Linked DNA regions of Mus musculus: region 2 is linked to region 1. A link is a loop called in an ENCODE intact Hi-C map of the cell type or tissue named here. Cell type or tissue: gastrocnemius. All regions are shown on one strand.

What was found. Peaks named below come from ENCODE experiments on the same cell type or tissue, not always from the same donor. Only the 100,000 strongest peaks of a DNase experiment are listed, where the experiment ranks them.
Region 2: it touches region 1 in a loop (5-fold over the local background); 2 of 42 quality-filtered maps call a loop at or near these places.

The regions. Positions count from the first base shown.
Region 1 is chr10:45,213,284-45,221,283 of GRCm38, reverse strand. No RefSeq gene overlaps it. Among named protein-coding and RNA genes, the nearest start is that of Gm26016, 51 kb to the left of the region's middle. In gastrocnemius, no CTCF peak of the experiment used is centred here; no DNase peak of the experiment used is centred here; H3K4me3 peaks cover 323 bases; H3K27ac peaks cover 2,413 bases.
Region 2 is chr10:45,330,525-45,338,524 of GRCm38, reverse strand. Bves (blood vessel epicardial substance) reads right to left here and starts at 2,790. Exons shown (of 8, transcript NM_024285.3): 1 at 2,644-2,790. In gastrocnemius, a CTCF peak has its summit at 3,011 (motif pointing left); DNase peaks (open chromatin) are centred at 1,710, 2,633, 2,854 and 3,518; H3K4me3 peaks cover 2,163 bases; H3K27ac peaks cover 1,743 bases.

The sequences.
Region 1 (8,000 bases):
AGGCTGGAGAAATGGTTCAGTGGTTAAGAGCACTAGACTGCTCTTCTGGAGTTCCTGAGTTCAATTCCTAGCAACTACATGGTGGTTCAGAACCATCTGTAATGGATTCTGATGCCCTCTTCTGGTGTGTCTGAAGACAGCAACAGCATACTCACATAGATAAAATAAATAAATCTTTAAAAAAAAAAGTAAACCATTAAAAAAATGAAAATTGAGTACTTTTTTTTAGTAATGACTGCCATTCTGATGGCAAGATAGAATTTTAATGTAATTTTGCTTTACATTTCTTTTGATGAAGAATTAAGCATTTTTACATATTATTGGCCATTTGTAATTCATCTTTCAACAACTGCTTATTGCTTTATCCTATTAATTGTGTTATTTAATTTCTTACTGTTTAGTTTTATATTTTCTTATATATATCATATTCCAGCCATATAGTTAGAAAGCATTTTACCATTCTTCAAGCTGTCTCTTTACTCAATTGTGTTTTTTTACGTGTGTGTGTGTGTGTGTCTGTGTGTGTGTGTGTACACGTATAATGAGTACTACAATATGCATGTGAAGGTCAGAGAACAAATTATGGGCATTGATTCTCTTCTTCCACCATGTAGGTCCTAGGAATTAACTCTGGTTGTTAAGCCTAGTGGCAAGTGCCTTTCTTTATCCAGCGATTCATCTTGCTAGCTCAAGACTTATTTTTATGAGGTTCCTTCCGTTTGTCACTTGTTGACATAGTTTCCTGAGTGACTGGAGTCCTTGCTTACTCCTCTATTCTGAATTGTTTCCCTGATTTTTCCTCTAAATTTTTCTGTGTTTTATATTTATACTTTTATGAAAAGTAAGATACAGTTTCATTTTTTTTCTACCTGTGGATGTCTGTTTTCCCAGAAACATTTGTTGCAAAGGTCATTCTTTCTTTAATAGACTTTGGTCATTATTGTCAAAGATCAGGTGGAGGTAGTTACAGATATGTATGCTTATGTATGGGTCCTTTATTCTATTCCATTGATCTACATGTCTATTTTTGTGGCAGTATTGAGCTGCACTTGTGCACTTGTTACTATGACTCTGTACTATAACTTGAAATCAAGTTGATAATGTCACCATTACCAACTTCTTTTTGCTTGGGATTGCTTTTGCTGTCTGAGGTGTTTTGTGCTTCCATAGGAAATTAAGATTTTGGTTTCTACCTCTGCGAAGAATGGCACTGGGATTTACTTAGTCTATAGATTGCTTTTGGTTTTCTTGCTATCTGCCCTTCTGTCCACAAGCATGAGATGTCTTCGTTCCTCTTAGAGTCTTCTTTAATTTCTCCATTGAATATTTTAAACTTTTCAAAGTAGAAGCCTTTATACCCTTGACTAGGTTCATTATAGGTTTTGTAAGGCAATTGTGAATGGAATCATTTATTTCATTTCATTTACAGCAAGTTTGTTGTTGGGATATAAGTAAACTATTTACCCATTTATTCTGTTTCATTTTTATTTTTAGCTTGCCACTTGCCTGAAATATGCTCACCACTTCTTGTTGTTTGTTTGTTTATTTGTTTGTTTGAAACAGGGTTTCTCTGTGTAGCCCTGGCTGTCCTGGAACTCACTCTGTAGACCAGGCTGGCCTCGAACTCAGAGATCCGCCTGACTCTGCCTCCCAAGTGCTGGGATTAAAGGCGTGTGCCACCACGCCCGGCTCTTAGCAGCATCTGCAAATAATTTTTGTGGCAGTGAATCAGAGTTGGCCTGGTCTCACTGCCCTGTGAAGCATGCATCATAGATTTTTGATGTTAGAGTTCAGGGCTCCGGGGACATTGCCTTTTGGTTCCTGAGAAACTGAGGCACTCCCTCGGGCAGCGAAGCATTCAGACCACCTGTGTGTCTCTGTTTCCTTAGAAGTCAGTGAAACATCTACAAGTTTGGCACAACAAACAGAGTTAGACATGAATCTTCTCTACCTTATTTTGCTTGCAACTGTCATCATCTCCTGACAACCACCATTATATTCTGTTTTCAATAAGTGTATAAAAAGTCTGATTGCTTGAAATAAACTTTTCTTAGCTTCAGCCTTACTGAGACCCCTCCAATCTGGTCTGGTTTTCATTCCCACTCATGATATCAGGAGACCCTGGTTGGTAAGTAAACACTGGTGTTTACAAGTGACTCTAGAACGGGGATCTGAAATACAGAAATTTAAGAATAACAAATACTTAAGGTGAAGACCTCCTGGTCGTGGTGTACACACAAGTGTAACAAGGCAGAAGGCATTGCAGGTACAAACGGGTCAGGCAAGGTCAAAGGAACGACACTTGTTTGCAGTTCTGTGAATTTTGTTGCTGGAAAAGTTTTTGTTTGTTTGTTGGTTGGTTGGTTTTTTGTTTTTTTGTTTTTATTTTCTTTGAGACAGGGTTTCTCTGTATAGCCCTGGCTGTCCTGGAACTCACTTTGTAGACCAGGCTGGCCTCGAACTCAGAAATCCGCCTGCCTCTGCCTCCCGAATGCTGGGATTAAAGGCATGCACCATCACGCCTGGCTTTGTTGCTGGAAAAGTTAAATCAGGACACCATCAGTTGATGAAATTCGTGGAGTTCATCAGCAAACTTCAGGCTTCTGTCTCTGAGGAGGGATCTCTGGATTCCAGAACTTGATCCCAGTAGGACCAATGAGCAGCTCAGGGAGATTAGATACAAGAGAACCAGAGGAAATTCCTAGCAATGCTTTTCAGCTCTGGAAAGAAATAAAAACAGTAGCTGATAGAAGTGACAATTAAATGAGAGATGAGGGTGACTGCCGCAGACCCTCTGGGCCCCTTTGTCTGCGTGGAACGGGTCTCTAGTCGCGGGTGGGCAAAGCGTCGGATGAATTGACAGATAGATGCACACAGGAGAGGTTGTGTAGGATCTGAATGTAATTTGTCAAATCAAGCATCGGACTTTTTATGCAGAAGACAATAAGGAAGTTGGGTGACACACCAGCAAGGTACAAAGAGGTAATCGGATGCTTAATGACTCTTACACAGAACAGAGGAATGAAAACGCAAAGACTGGTAGGAACTGGGCAATAAAATAACTGAGACAAAGTCAGCCCTATCTAAGGTCAGCTATAGTCTTAGAAGCCAGGTGTGAGATCTTTTCACTCCTAGGGCAAGGGCTTTCACACCCAAGTCATGGTTCTAACTAGGGAGTTCCGTTCTAGCTAACCATCACATGAATAATGCAGTACTCTAAAACCACAGCCCAATCTACTTCCTAAACCATTGTAAATTCCTGTATATGGGTGTAACTCAGCTATAGTTCTAAGTATCTATTCTGGTCTCTCCTACGGTCAGAAACTTCTTTCTTCCTTGGTGATGGTAGATTCCTGTGAAGGGCAGTGACCTAACTTTTATTCAAAGTGATAGTGTAATACCAGGGGCAGTACTGAATTCCAAGCCCAAGGTCTTGCTCAAGGACATTCTAGGACTGTTGGAACACTGGCTTTAGCTATGTCACAATTCAATCTTAAAAGGCACTTATAATAGGATAATACTAAGAGAGAGCACGTGGATTTATACACTAGACTAACACAGGAATGGAAAATTAATGTATGGGTTAGAGAGAACGCCAGACTCCAGGAATGAGTTTCTGTGAAACTCTTCTGCCTCAGTGAGTAGCTTCCAAGCCTCTCGGCTTGTCAAGCTGACTCGACCAGAGCGCGTGGCAGGTGACTAGGAAAAAGCCAACTAACACCGAGAATAGAAGAAAAATTAGAACCTGAAGTTCAACCTGGTTGTCGTTCTCCTTTTGGTGACTTTGCCTCTTTACCTCCTGCTCCAACTCCCTCCCCTCCTAACCCGGATCTATCAAGTGCAGCTCCTGATAACACGGAAACACCCACATCACCCCTACCTTCACTAATGTGTGAACTCAATGAGACAGTCAGTTCCTTTTAAACCATCATATAGGTCTCTGATGCAAGAGGCTCAGTATCAAGCCCTGCAGATGGGAGAGGACCTTGAGGGATTCTCTTTTTTCCCCAGAGATTGAAATATGCAATCCTAATAATGCAGAACAGCGAGTTAAACATTATATACCCATTTCATTTAAGACTCTTAGAGATCTTAGGTAGGCCTACTCTCAATATGGGTTAACTGCTCCCTATAGATTGTATAACCTTGAGTCTGTCTCTGTTCCCTCTGACTGGAAGATCATAGCAAAAGCTTGTCTTAGTGGGTGAATATTTACTGTGGAGGACGAGAGATGTCAAGACGAAGCTATTAGAAAGGAGCAAACTAATGTGCCTATAACTTTTAAGATGTCAGGAGAAGACATGGATAGCAATGCTCAACAGGCGATTTCATGTCCTCTGAGGCTTAGTGCTTTGGCACTGCAAGCACCGTGTAAGTTACCAGAACCTGGAGGAAGGCAGAGGAACTTTCTAAAATTAGCCAGAGGCTCGATGAGTCATATCAAGATTTTGTTTCCCAGTCAGTCACCGAATGGTCAGTGGACAGGAAGGAGAGGTCTTATTGTCAAGCAACTGGCATATGAGAATGCTAATGCTCCCTGCCGGACTACCTTCTATCCCTTTTGAAAGAAAGGAGAGATTAATGACTACATCTACCTCTGTGCTGATATTAGACCTTCGTATACTCAAGGGGCTATCTATGGATGTGGCCCTTCAAGGGCAGAAGGTGCTTCAACTATGTCAAAAATTTGTTGCTATTGCTTTAAAAAGAAACTGATGTTTCTTGATGCTTTTGTTATACATTATATGGATGCTGCTCTGCTTCCTGCTGAAAATAACAGATTTCTGGAAGGTTTGTCTGCTGAAGTTAAAAAAATAGATTAACTCATGGATTGATTACAGGCCCATAAAAATCATCATATTACTCCAATTTTATATTTAGGAAAGTTTATAAAGTCTTTATAGGGTGGAAGCTAGGAAGGACACCTTAAGAACTTGAAATGGTTTTCAAAAATGGCTAAAACATTTAGATTGGGCTAGACATAGGTTAGAATTTCCCACACCACAACTGCAACCTTTGTTTTTATTTTTTTTAATTTAGTTATTTATTTTACATACATGAACACACTGCTGCTATCTTCAGACACATCAGAAGAAGGCATTGGATCCCATTACAGATGGTTGTGAGTCACCATGTGGTTGCTGAGAATTGAACTCAGAACTTTTGGAAGAGCAGTCAGTGCTCTTAACTGCTGAGCCATCATCTCTCCAGCCCTCCAATTTTTTTTTCAAGATTTATTTATTTGGTGTATGTGAGCACACTTTCACTGTCTTAGGGCAAACCAGAAGAGGGCATTGGATCCCATTACAGATGGTTGTGAGCCACCATGTGGTTGCTTGGAATTGAACTCAGGACCTCTGGAAGAGCAGTCAGTGCTCTTAACTACTGAGCCATCTTACCAGCCCCAAGATTAATTTATTTTATGTATGCTAGTATTCTATCTGCATGTACACCTGCATTGGATCCCAGTATAGATGGTTGTGAGCCACCAAGTGCTTGCTGGGAATTAAATTCAGGACCTTTAGAAGATCAGCCAGTCCTCTTAACTGCTGAGCCATCTCTCCAGCCCTAATTGATATTCTTAAGAGGAATACTGATCCTGCATCCCCTAGAGAATGTACTGAGCCTACACATAGAACATGACGGCTGGTGGCAAATGCACTTAGGGAAGCTCAACTTCAGCATATCTTAAATACCTATGCTGTTTCTCCATAAATAGTAACACCTTCTTTCAACATCCCCACAGGGTTGCTCCGAGTGGAGAAACCACTAGAATGAATACATCTCTCTATCAGTCCAAAAAAGGTCATCACTCCATACTGGCATATGGTTCAGGAATTGATAATTCTAGGCAGGTCTTACACAAAGCAATTATTTGGACAAGAGCCAACAAAAATATTATATCCCTTATGATAAAAAGTTGGATTTTTTGATGAATACTTCAGTTGACAGACTTTTGCTGTATATCCTTTTCAAACTGATAATCATTTTCCTTCCATCAAGTTTATTGATTTTTGCATTAGAACGTGCTATTTTATTTCCTAACTTCTGTCAATACCCTCTGCACAAGTAGTGTTTGTAGATGCCACAGAAGACCATAAGGGTGCCCTGGTTTCTAGAGGTGCTGCACAGATATTTGCCCACTCAGGTGTTTCTGTACGATGGATGGAAGTACATGGGATTTACACTGCTTTGCAATGTTACCCTCAACTTCCCAAGTTACATTCTGAGTCACAATACGCAGCCCTGGCAGTGCAGCATCTAGAAAAAGCATGAATTCCTTCATCAGCCACCTCTATTGGTGATTTATTACAATTAATTCAACAGGAGGTGTAGACAGGGGGAAACCTGGTTTATTTGGCCACATTAGGTCACATTTTAATCTTCCAGTTCCTTTGACTGAGGGAAAAGCAAAGGCAGAGTTCCTTTTAACACTGTCTCTTTTCTTGGGAACTAACAACCTAAAGGAAAGATGAATAATCACATGCATGCTTTCACCAAATTGCTTCAGCATGGAAAAACTGGTTTACTAGCTAAAAAGCAGGTTCACTTGATAGTTAAGGAATGCCCTTCATATGTAAAGTTAATATCATGCCTCTGTCCTCTTACACCATGGTTTGGGGAAGTTAAAGTATGGTCATATCATTGTGGATACTTACTCGTTGCTCATTTTTGCTGTTGCCCTATTGGGAGAAGCAGTTATTGTTATTTTAGGCCTCTGTGAAATATTAAATTCTGACAATGTTCCTGCATATGCTGCCAAGCCTTTTCAGGAAATTTGTCAACAGTATGCTGTAACCCATATCATTTCTTACGAACCTCAAGGCCAATCTCTTGCTAGCTAGAAAGAGCTAATGGACAACTTGATTGCTATTTTAAAATAAAGAAGGGGGAAAGGGTAATATCATGTGGTGGTGTGAACAGGCATGGTTCCCGTAGACTCATGTGTTTGAAAGCTTGGCCTGTAGGGAGTGGTACTATTAAGAGGTATGGCCTTGTTAGAGTGGATGTGGCCTTATAGGAAGAACTGTGTCACAGTGGGGACAGGCTTTGAGGTGTCCTATGCTCAACTATTGTGGGACTGTGAAAAGCAGCCTGGTTTCTGGTTGAGCTAGGTTTGAAACACCAGTGACCCTGCAGGTGACCCCACAGGGAATAACCCTGCAAGGAACAGTAGGCATTTTGCCATGTTCCTGGACACCAGGCCCTTGACATGACACTGCAGCTCTACATAGGTCTGTGGCCATCAGTCACATAAGGGCAACACCCCAAGCCCCTCCACAGGTAAGAAACATGATCACAGGTCATGTAGACTCAAGACAGATCTCCATTTTAATGAGGTACCAAAAGGTCTGAAGGGCTTATCCAATAAACTCCCCTTCCCAGACACTCCTCCCTGAAAAAGGTATTTAACCCTAAGGCATATAGGTACTAATAATATTTTTCTTCTATTTTTATATGCATTACATTTTTAAAATTTGGGCAAGGATCTCAGAGCAATTTGGGGGCCCCTCAGAAACAGTCCTTTGAAGACATGTTATGTCAGGTCAATGGAATACCTGGATCTAGTAGTTCACAGGGTGCCAAGAAACCAGTGTGGATACGTAAAAGATTGACTTGGAAGATGGACATAGAGGTTCAAGAGCGTCTGGAGAGGCTTCACCTGAAGAAAAATGAACAAGGTAGTGGAGTGTGGAGAGCCTTGCCGCAAGCAATCGCCATTATAAGATGGTGCTGGCTTCCGCTGTGCCTAACTAGTGAACAAGCCTTGTGCGCAAGTGCGAGAGTGAACTCACGCCTAGTCACTGCCCATCTCGGGGCATAGTAATGAGGTGATGGGCGAGCAACAAATCAGGAGCTGACATGCCACATCAGGTGCTGAAACGCCACGCTGAGGGCTATATAAGCAGCACCATTTTCCAGGGTCTGGGTCTTCCCTCCTTAAGAAGCAATAAAGCTTGCCGCAGAAGAATCCGGTTGTCCGAGTGTGTTCTTGCCGG
Region 2 (8,000 bases), 120 kb before region 1:
GTTCTATTTTGTGCCAATGTTAACTCACTGCCACATGCCTACCATAATATGTGCACATAATACATAATCATATACAGAACTAGCATATACACATGCACAGAGAGAACGTAAATAGTTCCTTTATAAATATTTTCTTTTATTCTCCAACTTAGGCCTCTATTTTAATTCCTCAAATAATTCTAGTTGGTGGCATTTCACAAATTAGAAAAAAATAGCAAATATACAATTTATATGTAGGAAGGTTCATGAATATACACTTGGATATTAAAATATTAAGCTCCATAGCAAATGCATTTCAAACAATATACATTTTACACAGATTTGTATAAAATGTAACACAAAGTTACACTCCACCCTGTCCATTCTTGGCCTCTGCTTGGTCTTGTATTATTAATTATACAAATCTGGTCCTTGACAAAACTACAAAGGTTTACAGAAGAGATGAGCTAATCTATTTCACTTTTTACTGTCAAATGAAGAACCAAAATATCTTTAAATTTAATTTAGAAATATATACATCTTTGAAATAAAGAAATTCACATCTTAACATAATACAGGTTTTAAGTAGTATAATCATAGGTGTGAACATCTTGAAAGGACATGACACAAGTATATGTGGATGAATTCTGTATATCTTATGAAATGAATTGAGGCAAAGCCGACTTTCGTGACATTTGTTTTGTGGTGCTGATCACACACTCACACATGGGGCTTTAAAGGGGACAAGAGAGCACTCCACCACCTAAACACATACCCACCCTAAACAGCTCACAAATAATAACAGTTGACTTAAAGTTGACTTAAATATTGATTTTCTACAAAAAGAAAAAAATAAGAGTCCAACTACCTTCCAAACATCTTAATAAAAATACAAGCTTATCACGATGGGCTGGTTCCAAGAACCCTAAAATGAGTGTGAGTGTCACGCCTGCCTCCTGTTGCCATGGCTACCCAATGTCCTGTGGGAGGCAGGGATAATCCGTACACTCCCAAGACCCTATAGATAATGTCACTGGGGAAGAGCCTAAGGAGATGAGCCTGAAACATAACACATATGTAAAAATCATTTTTCAATCATACTTTCCTGCATTTGATCAGCTTCTATACCACAAGCCAGCCAATGTTGCCTCTCTTTTTAATCTGTGCCTCAATCCCAACCCCAGCCCCAACCCCATCCCTGCCCCTAGGACTAGAGACAGCTTTACTACAGGGTCTTAAAAACTCAGTCGAAACTGGGCAGTGGTGGCACACGCCTTTAATCCCAGCACTTAGGAGGCAGAGGCAGATATATTTCTGAGTTTTGAGGCCAGCCTGGTCTACAGAGAGAGTCAGGGCTACACAGAAAACCCCTAAAAACAAAACAAAACAACAACAACAAAAAAACTCAGTCGGGTTGTGATGTTCAAAAGCAGATTTTTGTACTAAATTAATCGACACAAACACCCCCTCATATTTCGCCTATGCTACCTCCTAATCTGCTATAGTTCACTTTTAGGTTTTAGAAGTGGCATTAAAAGCTTACATTTCTGGTCAAAGGAAATTGGCAAGGAAAACTATTATTTTCCTCAAAACCAGAAAATATTAATAGCTATTAAAATGCATTACATGTGTTTATTTCTACAGTGGTGTACGGGTGCATAAGTCAGAGGACAGCTTGCTGGAGACTCTCCCCTTCCACTTCGCGGGTCCTGGGGATACAACCCAGGTTGCCAGGCGTGCTGGCATGTACCTTCACGGCCTGAGCTCTTTCACCGGCCCTAAATGGCCAGGTTTAAATGCAGGCATATTGTAGAACATACTTTGCTACGCTACACTTATTAAAGATACGCAAATGTTATATGCAGCTGTAGATATATAGTTACATATATTGCTGTGAAATGCTTCTTACCTGTCATAAATCAGTTCAATTTTTTTTCGCTATCCAATGACTTAGTCTAACGGCCTGCTTAATCACTTCTTAATAGGTTTAAGTGGCCTACACTGAACTGCCCTTATACGAATAATGAATGATGATCTAATGAAGAAGGTTAGATTACTGGATGAATTTGTAAACTGTCAAAATCAGAACGTCATCTTTCTCATCAGATCCTCCACGTCTAATTCCCCAAATTACTCACTGTAGTAAAAGCGTGCCCATCTACTGGTTTTCAAATAGGCATCTGCAGGTCTACATACCTGACCGAGGAAGCAAGCTAGCACATTAAACCTTGACCAAATTAGAAAAAAAAAAAAAAAAAAAAAAAAAAAAAAAAAAAAAAAAGAAGAAGATGAATAGCGATGAGCAAAAACCTTTTGAGGAGACGCGCAATTCACTGATATTTTCCCGGACTCTCCGCGCACCTCCGGGCGGCTCGGGGCGACGGTTTTGTGGGATCCGTCTGGCAGCCACCCGTTTCTCTAGGACGCGGGCGGGTGGCGAGGACCCGTGGCTCCCACTGCTCCCCCACCCGGGACCCGCTCGCCCTGCTCTCACAGCAGTGTCAGCGTCCACAGCTCCGCGGCCCCCCGCTGTCCCGCCGAGGGACCGGGGCGCGGGCAGGCGAAGGGCGGCTGCAAGGACGACGCGGGACGCGGGCGCATCGCAAGTTGCTCGGCCGCTCCGTGCCCAACTTTCCCGCGCGATCGCGCGCTCTGGCTCCTTACCTTGCGCGTCCCGGGGCCCGGGGGCGGCGGCGCGCGCAAAGTTTGCGACGGCGGCGGCGGCGGCGAGCGGCGGTGGCTGGACGGGCTCGCGGCGGGTCCCCAGGCAGCGCGGCCCCGGCCCGCTCCCCGTTCGCGGAGGCTTTGACTAAAATAGGCATCCCGGCGGCCGGCTGGGGCGCACGGCGCACGCGCCGCCCGAGGTCGCCCCCGCGGGCGGAGCCCCGCTCCCCGCAGACCCGCTGCCTGGCCCACCGCGTGCGCGCGCCCGCTCCCGCGCTTCCTTGTTTGGGCATGAGTGGGGACACGCGCGGACGCGGGTCGCCCCCCGCTGGAAAGGGCAGGGGAGTGAGGACAGACCCCTCGGAGAGTTGCCCGAGGCTCGGAGGGCGCTGTTGCTCCGAGACACCTGATAGCCCAGCCAGATCCCACCTACAAGCTAGCAGGCTGGATTTCAAAGGAGCGAGGTTAAATGCTTACATTTAGGACCAGAAATTGAGAAAAAATAGGATATGGACATATTCTTCAATCAGTATTTATACTGGACATGGTATACCGGACCAGATAAGAAATGCAAGAAAGTTCACAGTAATGAAAAATCGGTGGGATGAAGTTTATAGGACAAATAGAAAGGTTAAATGGACATCCGATAACCACCAAGTGTCCTCTGTGTGACAGAGAACGCAGTCCTGTGGGATCAAAGATCAAAACAGAACCCCCGCTATGTCAGGATGCGTATAGAGTACCCCCGAGGTGCACATTGGTCCAATCTGCCTAGTAGAGAGCACGCCTGCTATTCCAGAGCCAAGTAGTATAGACCAAGTTGCAATCTGTCTGCTCCAGTTGGCTCTGGGGCATTCCCCACAGGCCCCTGTGTTGATGGCTTGGCTTGGTCCCAGCATTATTGAACCTTTAAAATCTTTAAAGAGGAGTTGGCTCAGTAGTAAAGTGCTTACCAGCGAGAAGCCTGAGTTTTCAGTTCCACAACGCAGGATGCAACAGCCTAAAACCTGTTATCCCAGTGTATCCATGGGGACAGGGGAGAGTCCCTGGGAACTTCAGTGGCAGGGCAGGAAAAGTAAGTCTCAAAGAAGGTGGATGGCAGGAGATCACAGTGGCGGTTTTCCTCTTTCCTCCACCTCAAGAGAGCCTGCTCTCAAATCTCTCCCTCCCCCCATCTCACCTTCATGCCCATGCTCTCCCCACGCGCTCTCCTCTTTCCCCCTCTTCCTCTCTTCATGAGTGTATGTCCCAGGGCATGCAGAGGGACCATCAGTCTTGTCTTGTGAGTCTCGCATTAACCTGAAAGTTCCCGGTTAAGCTAGTCTAGCGGACCAGGGAGCCTCAAGGAACCTGCCTGTCACACCCTCACCAGTTTGGGATTACAAACTGAACCTCCACATCCGACTTTTTAACATGGATTTGGGGGATCAAACTTCTGTCTTCATTCTTGTGCAGCAAGGACTTTACTAACTGAACCATGTCTCCAGCCCCTTAGGGTTGTGTTGAGAGCTGAATTTCATCACACCCGCAAAGGTTTTAGAATGGTGTTAATGCAGATTCTGGGTGTTTTATCGCTAACTATTCAGTCTGTTAATTTCTAGATGTTCTGTCTGCCATTTTGGCTCCCACAATTAAATACATTCGAGGTATGGGTGTGGATCGCTGTAAATAAAAGGTTTCCCTGTGTGGCTGTTTGTTCATTGGGGGATGGCTCATTATATGAGATCTGGAATTAGCCTATATTCTAACCACAGAACAGTGAGTAAATTTTAGAACACTCTTGTTCTAGATTGCTACTAAAATAATTCATAGGACTTGAGAAATGAAGGTTTGGCCATTAAAATGCTTGCTGTACAAGCAAGAGGATTAAAGTTCTGACCCCTTAATCCTGGGAGGATGCCCCCTCTAAGTCCATCATCAAGAAAGCAGAGATAGGGGTTCCCCAGAGCAAGCCATCCAGTAAGACTAGCCGTATGGGAAAGCTCTGGGTTTTACCCTCTAATTTTGAAAGATTTATTTATTATTTTTATTTGTGCATGTGTATATTTTTGCTTTAGTCTATACAAATCATTACAGGAGCCCTCGGAGACTAATGGGTGTCATATCCCCTGGTGTCTTAGTTAGGGTTTCCATTGCTGTGAAGAGACACCATGACTAAAGCAACTATTATAAAGGCAAACATTTAATTGGGGCTGGCTTACAGTTTCAGAGGTTCAGTTCATTATCATTACGGTGGGAAGCATGGTAGCATGCAGGCAGACATGGTGCTAGAAGAGCTGAGAGTTCTACACCTTGATCCACGGGCAGCAGCAGGAAACTCCCTTCTGCACTGGGCAGAACCTGAGCATCAGAGTTCTCAAAGCCTACCTACACAATGACACACTTGCCCCAGCAAGACCACACTTGTTCCAACAAGGCCACATCTCCTAATAATGCCACTTTCCATGGGTCAAGCATATTCAAGCCACCACAGCTAGAACTGGCATCATAAGGAGTTATAAGCTGCCTTGTAGTTCTGGGAACCAAACATGGGTCCTCTTTACTGAAGCCATCACTTTAGCTTGGAGCTCTGGGGTTTGATTGAGAGATCCTGCCTCAAAAAGTAAGATGGAAGAGCCTCAGGAATTAGTCTTCCTGAGATCAACCTCAGGCCTTCACTGTCATGTGTGCACATGCACACAAGTGCATATATATGCACACAAATGTAATAATGCCTACTGGATATATAGGACAGTGGTTAGCAGACTATGGCCCCAGGACAATATTTACTTGTGGCTGGCTTACAGGTTCAGAGGTTCAGTCCATCATCATCAAGGTGGGAGCATGGCAGCATCCAGGCAGGCATGGTGCAGGAAGAGCTGAGAATTCTACATCTTATTCTGAAGACAAACAGAAGACTGGCTTCCAGGCAGCTAGGACAGGGGTCTTAAAGCCCATGCTCACAGCGACACACCTACTCCAACAAGGCCACGCCTCCAAATAGGGCCACTCCCTGAGCCAAGCATATTCAAACCATCACAATGTCTGTTTCATGCCAGTAAAATATTATTTTGATTACTGTTGCTTTGTAACATAATTTGAAATCAGCATGTACGATGGTTCTCGCTCTGTTCTTCTCCCGATTATCTGAGGGATTTTGTGCTTCCCTAAACATTTTCAATTTTTTGTCTACTAAAAAGACTTCAACTAGAATTTTGGTATACATCCCTATAAACCAATACTATACTTTGGGGTAGTATAGGCATTTTGTTTTTATATTTTTTTTTTAATTACTTAAGATAACCTTTAACGTTAAATATATTTTGATCATATTCTTACCCTCTCCAAGTCCTTCCAGACCCTCCACCCATCAAAAAACTTAGTTAAAGAACAGAAACCAAACCAAGAAAAAATAAAACACTACCCCAAAAGAAAAACCAAACACCAAACTATAACCAAATAAAAGCACACACACACACACATACACACACACACACACACACACACACACACACACACACACACACACACAGACACACAAAAATGTGAAGTCCATTATATATAGGTAATCTACTCCTGAACATGAGGCCTGCCCTGGTGTGGTTGATATATTCAGTGTCACTCCATTGGAGAAAACGGATTTTTCCCTCCCCCAGCAGGTACAAACAACAGTTCAGTTGATAATTTTTACCCTAGTGACTAGGTTTTCATTCATTCATTCACTCATTTATTCATCTAACAAAATAAAATATAATAAAACAAAAACCATCACATTGATGCTGGACAAGACAAACTAACTGAAGGAAAAGAGCCCAAGAAAAGGCACAAGAGCTAGGCTTCATTAACGCTTTTTCATCTATGCTCAAGAGGAACTGGCATAAATTCCTCAAGGACTTTGTGGACATCACAAGTGAGGTCATCTGCCCTTCCACTCTTCTGTATTGGAAAGTTTCTTTCTTCAAAGTGGCCAAAGAAAATGCTATTCAAAAACAAAGCAATGGCACCAATGGATCAGATAGGAGAGAGGGCACCGGGTGCTCAGATTGGAGTTCTTATCAAGGGAATCGAAGGGTGTTTGCCGTTGTTCTTCAGTGGTTGTTGTCTTACTCACGTCGGTCAGCTCCGAGATTCTATTGCTTCCGTCTCAGTCGGTTATGGATTTCTAGAAATGTATTTTTTCTATGCTATCTAGTTTGTTGGCATATAATTTTTCATAGTGGTCTCTTTTGACGCTCTGGATAAGCATTCACATGTAATTTTTATTCAAGGGGTGACTTTGAAACAGAATCTCTCAATATCTCTTTGTAGTCCTGGTTGTCCTGGAACTCACTATGTAGACCATGCTGGCCCTGAACTCACAGAGATCCTCCTGCCTCTGCCCCACAAGTGCTGGGATTAAAGGCACACACCACTATGGGATGGATGTTTCTGTTGCTCCACCTCTTCACTAGCCTTTGCTCTCATTCTGTTGTTTAGATTTTAGCCATTCATGTAGGCAGGCTTTTTGCTTTTTAAATGGACTCTTTCAGTGAATTTGTTCAAGATGACAAAATAGCATATGTACCAGACAGATGTTGTTTAATGTGATTAGAAAACAGAAATAAGATCTTAAAGCAGAGGGTGTAAACATTTGTGTTGTTGTGATCCAGTTCCTAGACTCTAAAAATGGACATGACAATGGCCAAGTGTTTGTAATACTGAATTCATGAAGAAGCCCCATTTACAAAGCTGTGCTGCAGTTGGTACATTAGACAATAGCTTTGCTAAGAGTTGTCACCTCTGAAGAAAACTGGTACACAATTAAAAGTTTAAAAAGCTGGAGAAGTGAGGTCTGCGGCTTCCTCCCAGCCCCATGCTCCCAGAAATAAGACTCAGGCTCAAAATATATTTACAAATACCTTGGGCATATAGCTAGGCTCTTCTCTGACTAGATCATAACTTATTTTTTTTTAAAAAGATTTATTTTATTTATTATATATAAGTACACTGTAGCTGTCTTCAGACACTCCAAAAGAGGTCGTCAGATCTCGTTACGGATGATTGTGAGCCACCATGTGGTTGTTGGGATTTGAACTCAGAACCTTTGGAAGAGCAGTCAGTGCTCTTAACCGCTGAGCCATCTCTCCAGCCCAATATACCATAACTTATTATAACTCATTTTCTCTGATATTCATTCTGCCACGTGGCCGGTTTCCTGTACTCAGGTACCATGCATCTGTCTTATCACATGTTCCAGGATAAATCTCCAATATCTGGCTCTATCCCAGAGTTCTTTCTGCCTCTGGGATGGCCCACCTTCTATTCTACCCTATCCTATTGGCCATAGGTTTTTAAATTGACAGGTGATGCTTCCATGTAACACACGAGATATTCTCTCT